Linked DNA regions of Homo sapiens: region 1 is linked to region 2. Evidence: chromatin loops called from intact Hi-C (ENCODE). Cell type or tissue: GM12878. All regions are shown on one strand. Each heading gives the region's core, and the rest is flanking DNA. Links, peaks and the distances in the headings are about the cores only. Region 1 has its middle 13 kb from the start of LINC02655. Region 2 overlaps SH2D4B (SH2 domain containing 4B).

Region 1 (5,380 bases), core at 223-5,222, 63 kb before region 2:
CACTCAGTGATCTGTCTCTTGTTTTTTTTCACCTAAAAGTTACTGCCCCACCTCACCCCCCTTTTTCCATGCCATTTCTTTTATGAAAAAGTGGAGTCATTTGTCATATAAAGTTGTTCAAGTAAATTAAAATGGGGGCCAAGCCTGAAGAATCCCTGCGGAGACAAAACCAGTTAGGCCTTATAAGTGACTCTAACCTTGCTTGATTTGCAAATATAAGCAAAATTTAACTTGGGCTATTTCTTGTAAATGCCTACATGAAAGAAAAACAAAACTGAAGCTCAACGAATCAGAAACAGCCAAAAACTTAACAATTGTTATGAGGGACTTTCCAGTGGGATAGACCAAACAAGGCAACTGTCCAACTAACCCATCAAACATTTTCTTGGCTTTACTTCCATGTGCCTGTGAAAGCCCCTCCCTTGGTGGAGCTGCCCAGAACCACTTCTGGTTTGAAGCTGCCTAATTCATGAATCATTATTTGCTCAAATAAACTCTAAAAATTTTATTGTGCCTCAGTTTACCTTTTTAACAGACTTTTCCTCATTCTGAGTTTGGCTCACTACATCCTTTTATGAGGTTTAATTAAAAAATAAAATAAAATAAAAACTTAGATAATCGGCCAGGCATGTTGGCTCACACTTGTAATCCCAGTACTTAGGAAGGCTGAGGCGGGCAGATTGCTTGAGCCCAAGAGTTTGAGACCAGCCTGGGCCATCTCTACCAAAAGAAATACAGAAGTTAGCAGGGCATGGTGGCACGTACTTGGTAGTCCCAGCTACTCAGAGGGACTGAGGTGGGAGGATCATCTGAGCCCAGGAAGTTGAGGCTGCAGTGAGCTGAGATCGCACCACTGCACTCCAGCCTGGGCAACAGTGAGACCTCGTCTCAAAAAAAAAAAAAAAAAACTTGGAAACTCACAGGCAGGGAGACCTACCTGAGACATATCTTTGAGAGGAATAGAATAAACAAAACATTAGCTTCGTTTTCTTATGCTGATCCTCAACTTGTAGTTTGAAGTAAGAGGATGCAGCTACGTCTGTTCCAAGCAGATTTTGGGAATGTTCCAGACTTTCAGAATGTGGCAAGAAGAGTAGTGAGTGAGAACAAAGGACACATCAGAGAGGAGGGAAATGACACTGAAGTTTGAACCAGCTCAGGAGAGGTGAAAAAAACTTACACGTGAAAGAGGATTTTCCAGTCACCCATCCCTCTGCAGCCTTTCCTGGGTAAAGTCAAAGCCTGGCACAGCCACAGCCAATGGCCTGCACTGCCCCCTGCAGGCAGAAATCCTTCAGCAGTGACGATGGACTTCCCCTAGTTCCCCGCACAGCTTTGCAGGGAGCAAGCCTGTCGTGGGAATGGTTTCCAGAACTCCTCCCCAGGCCACTCATCTGACACCCTCGCCTGCAGGTACAGGACCACCAGTTCTGTCGCCCTAGGAACGTGTCCCACTGTACCTGGCACCAGAAGTAAATGGGAATGGAGGGGAAAAAAGGCTTAGAATATACAGAGCCAGAAGTTAAATCTGTGAAAAAATCTTTAAGTCATCAAATATATACAATTAATTCCACAATCTGGAATTCTCACTGGCATTTAGTCAAAATGGAAGTTCTCGACTCTCAAGAATATATTCAAGAACACAGAGTATTCAGCTGTAAATGCAACAATTTTTTCTTTGTTGATGGGAATTGGGTGAAATATGATCTTTCAGATTTGCTGTTTGAAAAGTACAATCCTGTAGCAACACTACAAACAATGAGTAGTCAGTATCTGAAGTTGTATGGCTTCAGAATCACATACAACGATCAATAATAAAACAAAAGTTTATCAACTCAGAGAAAAGGTTGGCTTATCTTTTTAATTTTTTATATGAAAAATATTATAAAATTGCAATATATGAAGAGATGACTACAGCATATGAAGCCAAAAAAAAGAAAAAGAAAAACTGTAGGAAGATGAAAGTTCTTATAGAGATGTGTTAGGAAGTTATTTTGTAAAAAATACAATGTCATCGTTCTGGGTTTGGGGATGTTTGTGGTATTTGGCGCTTGTTCAGTTGGTGTTTTGTGTTTTCTTTTCATATTTTAAATAAATGTTCACTTTTACACCAAAAAAAGAAAACTTAAGTAGAAAAAATGGAAATTATAAAATAGACGAATTAAGGAGTGATAATTAGCTTTGCACAGTTTGATTTAACAAAAAAAAAATCTTTTAAGTAGAGAGCGTTCTCCTAGGACATTTTAATTATGACTTCATAGACTGTTACTGCTTGAAAAGAACTTCGAGGTGATCTTATGCACTTTATGTCTCAGACAGCCCAGGGAACTAGGGCTGAGAAAAAGAACCAAGTCCCAAAGTCCCGCTGTGAGTTACTAGCACAACCAAAATTAGAAGCTAGGCCCCTGCCTCCCGACCACACGCGCCTGCCTCCCAGGGCTGGTTTGCAGCCGGTAGAGACGAGCATGGGCTTTTCCCAGGGATTAGATCCATCGCTTACTCTGAAACACACACATTGACAAAAGCTTTTCTCCACCTCTGCGGCACAGCTCTGTAAAGCCGGGTGCTCCACACGGAGCAAACTGACAGGCAGGCTTTTCCTTCCCAGCGTTGTTCTTAATCCGTCCACCGCACCCTCCTTACAGGCAGGAAGCTGAACTTCCCAGCTTTCTCCCTGCTGCTCAAGAGGCTGCCGTGGGAGATGCTGCGGGTGCCCCCTGCTGGCCAAACGGAATATCACAGTATCACAGGCCTGGCCGCCCCTCCTTTTTAGATAGACATAGACAGATTAGATAGATTAGATAGATGATAGATAGATGATAGATAGATAGATAGATAGATAGGTAGATAGATAGATAGATATAGATAGATAGGATAGATATAGATAGATGAATGATAGATATTGATTGATTGATTGATTGATTGATTGATTTTGGGCCAGTCCCCAGTGGTTGAAGATCCTTAGGTAAGATAGGGGACTAAAATGGGACAACTCTCCACACTAGAGGGCAAAGGAAAGGTTCCATGAGAGTCGTGTTCATGCTCAATTGAGATTATGGCAATCAGGATTCCATCCACAAGATCTTGAAAGGACGAAGCTGAGGCTGTGCAGCCCAGAACAGTGCCTTGAAATTTCACGTGCATAGACATCACCTGGGAATCTGGTGAAAATCCAGATTCTGGTAAGCTAGGCCTAGGGGAGAGCCTAGGATCCTGCATTTCTAACAAGCCCCTAGGTGATGCTGCTGGTCCAAGCACAAGACTTGGAGTAGCAAGATTCTAGATGGAAGTGCGTGGACTTTGGAGTCAGACCAAATTGTGTGAACCTCAATTTTTCCACTTGCTAGCTGTGTGGTTCCAGACAAGGTCCTTAAATATACTGAACCTTGAATTCCACATATGAAAATGGGCATGATCCCACCTACCTCACTGCACTTTTGTGTGGACTGTATAGATAGCATATAAAGGTGCCTTGTGTGGTATCTGGCATGTAGTGGACATTCAGTAAGTGGTGACTGTCACCATCATATGGATTTTTCCCAATAGGTTCATGGCTTCAGCAACTCACTGCCAGTGGATACTAGATATGGATACTGATTTACACAAAAGTGTAAATCACAGCATCTCAAGCTTATGGATGTCATAGTTTCATTTATTAGTCCCTGGCTGCCAAGGTTGGACCCACCTTTAGCTACAAACCCAGAGGCTTACAGTCAGTTTAGAGCTGAATCCTTAGCAGCGGTTTCAGTCACCCCTGATGAATGCACGTCTTCTCTCACATCCAAACTAGAAAGACACAGAAGAAATAAGATTGATGCCTTGTCACCACACTGGAGGTGAGCTGTAATTCACATGTGTGCTGGGCAGACAATGAAACAAGACCTGCAGATAAATCATCTAAGAGCACATAGGGAAAGACTGGATGCTGTGGAGCCGGAGGGTCTGGGTTCATGCACTAGCATCAGTATTCTGTAACTGAGCAACCTCAACCAGTTTGGTAAGCTATTTGAGCCTCAGTTTCCTCATCTGTAAAGTGAGATGATGATGATAATACATCCAGATTAGACACAGAATGTGAAGTGCTTTGAAAATGATCATCCCCCTTCCCTTGGCTCCTCTTGTGTGAGAGAGCTTGGAATTTAAGATAAATGGAGAGCCTTTCTCTACTGTTAGCTCTGTATCCATGGATCCAGGAAGTTAGAGGCAGCAGATGTTACAGAAACGTCCATTTGTAAATAAAACAGAGTGCAATGTATTCCACAGTCAAAGAGTTTAGGTCCGTAGTGTTGAAGGCCTATGTCCACATCTGGATGACATTTTGAAGCAAAGAGTGACTGAAACAACCTAGGTTTCTAATCTCTATATTAGATTAGATTAGAACTCTAATCTCCATATTAGATTAGAACTCTAATCTCCATATTAGAGTGCATACGATCCTTCTGTACTGGCGGCCAGCCCTCTCCAGCTCACCCCTGACTCCAACCCCAGTAATGCCAAACTCCTGCAGCTCCCCAAGAGGGTGCCTTTTCACAACTCTGTGCCTGTTCACATGCCACTCACTTTCCCCCTTCCTCAATCCTCGCCAAACTTGTGACTCAAGGACTAGGCAGGGCTCTTTGTTGCAACAGAAAGAGGAAGGCCGAGAAAGAACTCACAGTATTACCGGAAAGCCTAGAGGAAGCAGCTAGATAGGTGGACGGGATGAAGAAAAGCACAGTCAGAACCACAAGCAAGACTATAGCGCAGAACCCTCCAGGGATGAACCCTCTGCCACCACCTCCAAGCACCTGAAGCCAGCAATGTATGCACTGCCAATGCCATGGCCCTGCAGGCTGAGCCTGCTCCTGCGCTGCCACCATCAGCAATGCTCCATGAGCATCACGGTAGAACCAAGCCTTCCCTGACACACCTTCCTCCGTGTGTCACACACACACGAGTCCTTGAACTGTTCTCCCAGCACCCCTTAAACTTAATCACATGGTTTCGTATTTTTCTAAGTTTCTATGACTGCCTCAGGACAAAGCTCCCCAAAGCCGACCTTGAGAGGAGGAGTCATGTCACGCACATGTGATTTATGAAGGACGTTCTCCCAGGGAAGATGGTGAGGGAGCCGGGGGCAGGGAAGTGGGTAGGACAAGAAGAGGAGGAAGCCAAGCCAGGGAATGATCTCAAGCAAAATTGAAGCAGAAGGTGTCTTCAGACTGACCCCCCAGGGGAACTCAAGAGGGTAAGCTATGCCTCAGCATTGTCCCAACCCAAGGCAAGTATCTGGGCTTCCAGACCCCGTACCTGAATGGCTTGTCTTCATGGCAGCCAGGGCTGGAGAAGGAGGGTGGAAACATAAACTCTGAGACGCCTCCTTGCAAAGTGACTCCATTAC
Region 2 (5,380 bases), core at 163-5,162:
TTTTGAGATAAGGTCTCACTCTGTCACCCAGGCTGGAGTGCAGTGGTGCGATCACAGCTCACTGCAACCTCAACCTCCTGGACTCAAGCAATCCTCCCACCTCAGCCTCCTGAGTAGCTGAGAGTACAGGTGTGCGCCACCATGCCCATCTAAGTTTTTTAATTTTTTGTAGAGACAGGGCTTCACTATGTTGTGCAGCCTGGTCTTGAACTCTTGTGCTAAAGCAATCCTCCCACCTTGGCCTCCCCAGAGTACTGGGGTTATAAGAGTGAACCCCCACGCACGACCTCTTCCATCTTTTTGTGCTCCTCAAGGAAGGGCCCTGTCTCAGCCAAGTGGCCTTGAAAAGATATCTGTGCTTCTAAATCTCAAATGGGAGTTCTGGGACCTGGAAAATGCCGGAAAGGGAACAAAACCCATTAGAGGCAAATTCTGGAATTAAAACCAATTATTTTGTAGTCTCACTGCATCTTGGCAGGCCCCTATCTGCCTCTAAAATCCAACTATTTTGCAAAAAAACCTCTTGCTGGCCTTGTTCTTCTAATTGCACCAGGCTAATGCCCCAGCCCTAGTGAGTCACCTTCTCTTCTCAGAGTAAAATCTTAGTTTCTTTCTACTCCAGTGCCACTCAAGACATGCATAGCAGGCACCTACCAAGAACTGCACTGTGAGTATTTGCAGGATAAAGGTCAGTAGACCTGTTCCTGAAAGAAAGCATTTCTACTTCACAAGTTGTCAAAGAACCCTTTCTGGGAACAGAACATCTCCCAGATCTGAAGAAGGCAGCATGAAGTCTGTCCCTCAGAAGGTATTTATGGAAGTGCCCCCATGGGTGTCCCATACAGAATATCCACTAGGCTGTGAACTCCACGAGGGCAGGTGGAGAGTTTGCTTTGGTCTATTCATTGCTATATTCTAGTGCCAAGAACACAGTCGGCAGGCGATACGTATTTTTGTATGACTGATTGGACTCAATTTAAGTATTTAGTGCTGCACTAGGCCCTGAGTTGGATACAGAGATAACAGTGAAGCAAATCCTTCTTTCAAGGCACTCAGGGGCAAGTTGAGAAAATAAGACCAACAAATATCTCTAGCATAATGAAGAAAGTAGTGAGCATCATTTAAAAAAGAGACCAATAAAGTATTGTCAGAGCTTAGGGGCAGCAGCCTCGCATTCTGCTGGGGAGCCAGCAGCCATCACAGGAAATAATTTGACTGGGTGTGGGAAGATCAATAAGAGTTTTCCAGAGAAAGAAAAGGGAAGAGGCCATTCCAGAGAGAAAACTGAGGTTTCAGTGGTTTGTCACTCCTTATGTTACAAGACTCCAAGACACCCCTCTCTCTGGCCTTCCACTTTTTGTGTTCCTCAAGGAAGGGCCTTGTGTCTGCCAAGTGGCCCTGAGAAGACATCCGTATGTTGCGGCTTCTAAAACTCAAAAGGGAGGTCTGTAAGTTCCAGACCCTAAGAACACCATGATACCAGCCTTGTATTGTGACGAAAGGCTCCAACAAGGTCAGGATGCCCCGGGATGGGCTTTGCAGACATTTGACTGCAAACTAAAAACTAGAAGCTCGTGCCCTACAAGGACCGTGACTTTTGGAAGATTACAGCCCCTGAGAGACAGTGACATTCAGTGACAGACAGGCAGGCAGGCTACAGAAGGAAATCGTATGCAGACTAGGGAGCCGGGTTTTTGGAATTCAGACAGGTGGGGCCTTGAGCCATTTGTCACACAAAGATTAAACCCATTCTCCTAAAGCCCAGCTCTAATCTTACCATTCTCTTCCTCAAAAGCCTTCAGTGGCTCCCACTGCACACAGAAAATACAAACACCTTGGCCTGCCAGGTAAGGCCCTGAGAAGTGCCCTGCCTACTTTCCTTACTTTCTCAGCTCAGTGGGCTCCTTCCCCAGCACACACACACACACACACACACACACACACATGCCACTCTGCACTGTAGCTCCACCACGCTCCCACCAAGCTACAAACCTGCCTCTGTGCAGCTGTGTTCACCAACTCAGACCAACCGGGTCAGCTCAGAAATCTCAGGCCCACCCTACTCCCCTGCCCAGACAGAAAAAGCTCAGTGTCCTGTAGAATTCAGATGATCCGGTTACATCCTGCAGAGAAACTCCATGCTTCAAAGCAACATTAATTTGTAGTAATCCCTTGGGTGAATAGAACAATGTCCCTGAAAATTAATGAACCATCCTATAATATGGGGAAAGAAATCAGTAAAGATTTGAATTGTATGTGAAAGTGCATGTGTTTAAATTCTGCTCCGTGTGATCTTGGGCAACCTGAATTACCTTATCTACACCTTCTTTCCTTGTCCATAAAGTGGGGGCCTGACTGGGTTGCTCTGAGATGTAAATGGGACAGTACATGGCGGGCTTGGAAAGCCCTGGCATGGGCTAGGTTTATTAAATATTATCTGTTATTGTCGTGTTTACTGTGAGATAAAGAAGCTGAAATGGCACCTTTAGAAAGGGTCCATCCCTGAGTGGAGGTGGGGAAGTGATGTGGGAGCAGAGGAGATGTGTGGAGTCAGGGTCTCTTGTCAGAGAATGGAAAAAACAAGTGTGAGCAGGAAAAGCCTCTGACCCCTAGGGAGGGAAAACAGGCAGCCGAGATGCTGAAGGGTATCACACAGGCCTTTTGTGACTCGGCCTGCTGGAGCCATGGTCCCTTGGTGGAAGAATGGGTTTGGCACTCAAGACGAGGTAAGCAAAGTTCGACAACAGCTAAACTTGGGCCAAGGGAAAGGGCTCTCTCAACCCTTATCCAAGGCTTCTGAGGTCGGCAGCCAACCACCCTTGTGGTCCTGAAGCCTGCGGGCAACGCCTGATGGCTGCCAACAGTGACCCCCTGTGGCCTCCAGGAGCCACTGCAGGAGTTCCTTAAGACCAGAGCACTTCACACCCATGTGAATGTTGTAATGACTCAGCTTTGGGGAACCATAAAGCCCCCAGGGATTCCTGAGCTAATTCAAGAGGAGAGAGGACCCTAAGCAGGACACTAATCGGCCACATGGGAGCTCAGGCTAGCATTATTCTGAGTTATAACACCAAAAATATGTGGCACCTAGAGTTCAAGGAGAGTTTCAAGTCAGTTATGTCCAAGGAGAAACTGCACGATGTCCCATCCCATCAAGGGATAGAGAAAGCCCTTCTTCTGTCTTCTCCTTCAGCTGTCCTCCCAGCCCAAAATTCTGCTGTGCCCACTCCACTCCCAGCCCAGACTCTACCCCCACTAGCCCCTTCCGGCTCTACCTGTCTCAAGCCTACAGCATTTTAGTATCACTGACCCCGACTCTGGTGCGCACTCCTTTTTAAGAAGAAAGGAAATGGAACCCATATCACTGGACCCTGACCTGGGCCTGAGCCCACGTTTCCCACTCCGCTCTGTCAAAAACCTGGCAAGAAGTGAGACAACCAGTGTGCAGATTGTTGGTTAAAGGCCACAACCAGAATGACACAGGTCAAGGAGCCACAGGTGAACACAAGTCCCTCTGACAACTCCAAAGTCCTGCTTACATTTCTAACCTAGTAACAGTAGCAATGATAAATGTCCAGTTTTTACAAATAATATCATTTCTCAAGTCAGGCTAGCTCATCTCTAAATCTCTGGGCAACTAGATGTTATCTAACTCCACACTCCTACAAGTTCACAGTTGAAAAACTATGAAATGAATTTCTGTGCCTGATGTATTCAGAGAGTCTCAGAAGCCAGAGCTCTGCTGAATAACTGACTGAATTCTCTGTTGAACTGAATAACTAATGGTATTCAAGTGATACTAAATGGGATAATTTCCCTTTTTTCTAACTTGGAAAATTTAATTTGGGTGTTTTATCAAAAACTGCTGCTCCCCCATAGATTAATGGCCCACTATATCTTTCATATTAAATTAATTGAGTGCAGAATGGTTTTGTTGAATGTGAATGACAGGCTCTGGAGTTTAACTCATCATTCTTTAAGAAAGGCTAAGATGAGGAACTAAAACCACAGGGCCTGAATGATCACATCTTTTCTGTTTTCAGAGGCTTTCCCATTTTCAGTTGCCACACCGTACATTAATGAGCAATCAAGCAGCTCCTGGGCCAGACGATTTCCATTCTCCATCCCTAATGAGAAACCAGCCCTGCTCTTAACTTTCCGTCCCATTGTGTAGCTAAAAAAGAAGAGCACTTCATGAACACAGACCTTTACAACTTAGAAAGCACTGTTACTTCCTCTCTCTCATTTCACCCTCCCAACAGGCCTCAGCTCAACATGATTAACCCCATTTTACAAATGAGGAAACTGAGCAACTGAGCAAGAGCTTGCTCAAGGCCACACTAGTAAGTGGGCAGAGCTAGCACAGGACTCCCAGTCCAGTGCTCCTTCCCACACACTGCAGTAGCTTCGGGTGACAACTTTGTAATGGTTCACGATTTTTTGTCAGTATAAACCTTTGCTCTGCCTCCTCTTTCCACCTGCCTCCTCTTTCATCCTGAATTTAAATGAATGCTTTTTAAACTCTTTCTCATCTTATCTTTCAAGCCTCATTTTTCATCACCAGAACCCCAGGCTGCCACCACACTGCAACACGTGCCATGACCTATGCACACAATGATCTTGCTTTGCTCAACACAGTTCCCTCTGCTATGACACCCTGTCCCACCTTCTTCGCCCACCCATTTTCCCTGAACCAAATGCCATTTCCTCTGCAGGGCCTTTCCAAATGCTCTCCCTTCTGAAAGGGATTCACTCTCTCCCCGTGTATTTTATTTTATTTTATTTTATTTTATTTATTTTTGAGATGGAGTCTCGCTCTGTTGCCCAGGCTGGAGTGCAATGGCACGATCTCAGCTCACTGCAACCTCCACCTCCCGGGTTCAAGAGATTCTCCTGCCTCAGCCTCCCAAGTAGCTAGGATTACAGGTGCACACCGCCATGCCTGGCTAATTTTTGTATTTTTAGTAGAGATGGAGTTTCACCATGTTGGCCAGGCTGGTCTCAAACTCCTGACCTCAGGTGATCCACCTGCCTCAGCCTCCCAAAGTCCTGGCATTACAGGCATGAGTCATTGTGCCTGGCCTCCCCATGTATTTTATACAAACCTATGTTGGCACACCTACCTATTGAACTGTAACTCGGGCATGTAAGCCTCTTTTTCCAGGCTGAGATTTTGAGGGGAGGAAATATGTCTAATACAATGGTTGGCATACAGTAGGAGCTCAATTGATGTACAATTGTCCCTCGGCATCCTCAGGGGATTGGTTCAAGGAAACCCCTCCTCCACTCCCCATCTCTCATGAATACCAAAATCTGCGAATGCTCAAGCCCCTTTTATAAAATGGTGTAGGGATTGCGTATAGCCTATGCACACCCTCCC

Evidence for each region. Hi-C counts contacts between places; a loop is a spot of excess contacts. Peaks named below come from ENCODE experiments on the same cell type or tissue, not always from the same donor. Only the 100,000 strongest peaks of a DNase experiment are listed, where the experiment ranks them.
Region 1: a loop joins it to region 2, with 4 times the contacts of the local background. A loop is called at or near these places in 3 of 110 quality-filtered maps.

The regions. Positions count from the first base shown.
Region 1 is chr10:80,660,169-80,665,548 of GRCh38, reverse strand. No RefSeq gene overlaps it. Among named protein-coding and RNA genes, the nearest start is that of LINC02655, 13 kb to the right of the region's middle. In GM12878, for the core only: CTCF peaks have their summits at 1,284 (motif pointing left) and 2,703 (motif pointing left); DNase peaks (open chromatin) are centred at 1,272 and 2,548; H3K4me3 peaks cover 519 bases.
Region 2 is chr10:80,597,087-80,602,466 of GRCh38, reverse strand. All of the region lies in intron 4 of SH2D4B (SH2 domain containing 4B), which reads right to left. Among named protein-coding and RNA genes, the nearest start is that of LINC02655, 50 kb to the left of the region's middle. In GM12878, for the core only: a CTCF peak has its summit at 2,875; DNase peaks (open chromatin) are centred at 2,946 and 4,116; H3K27ac peaks cover 477 bases.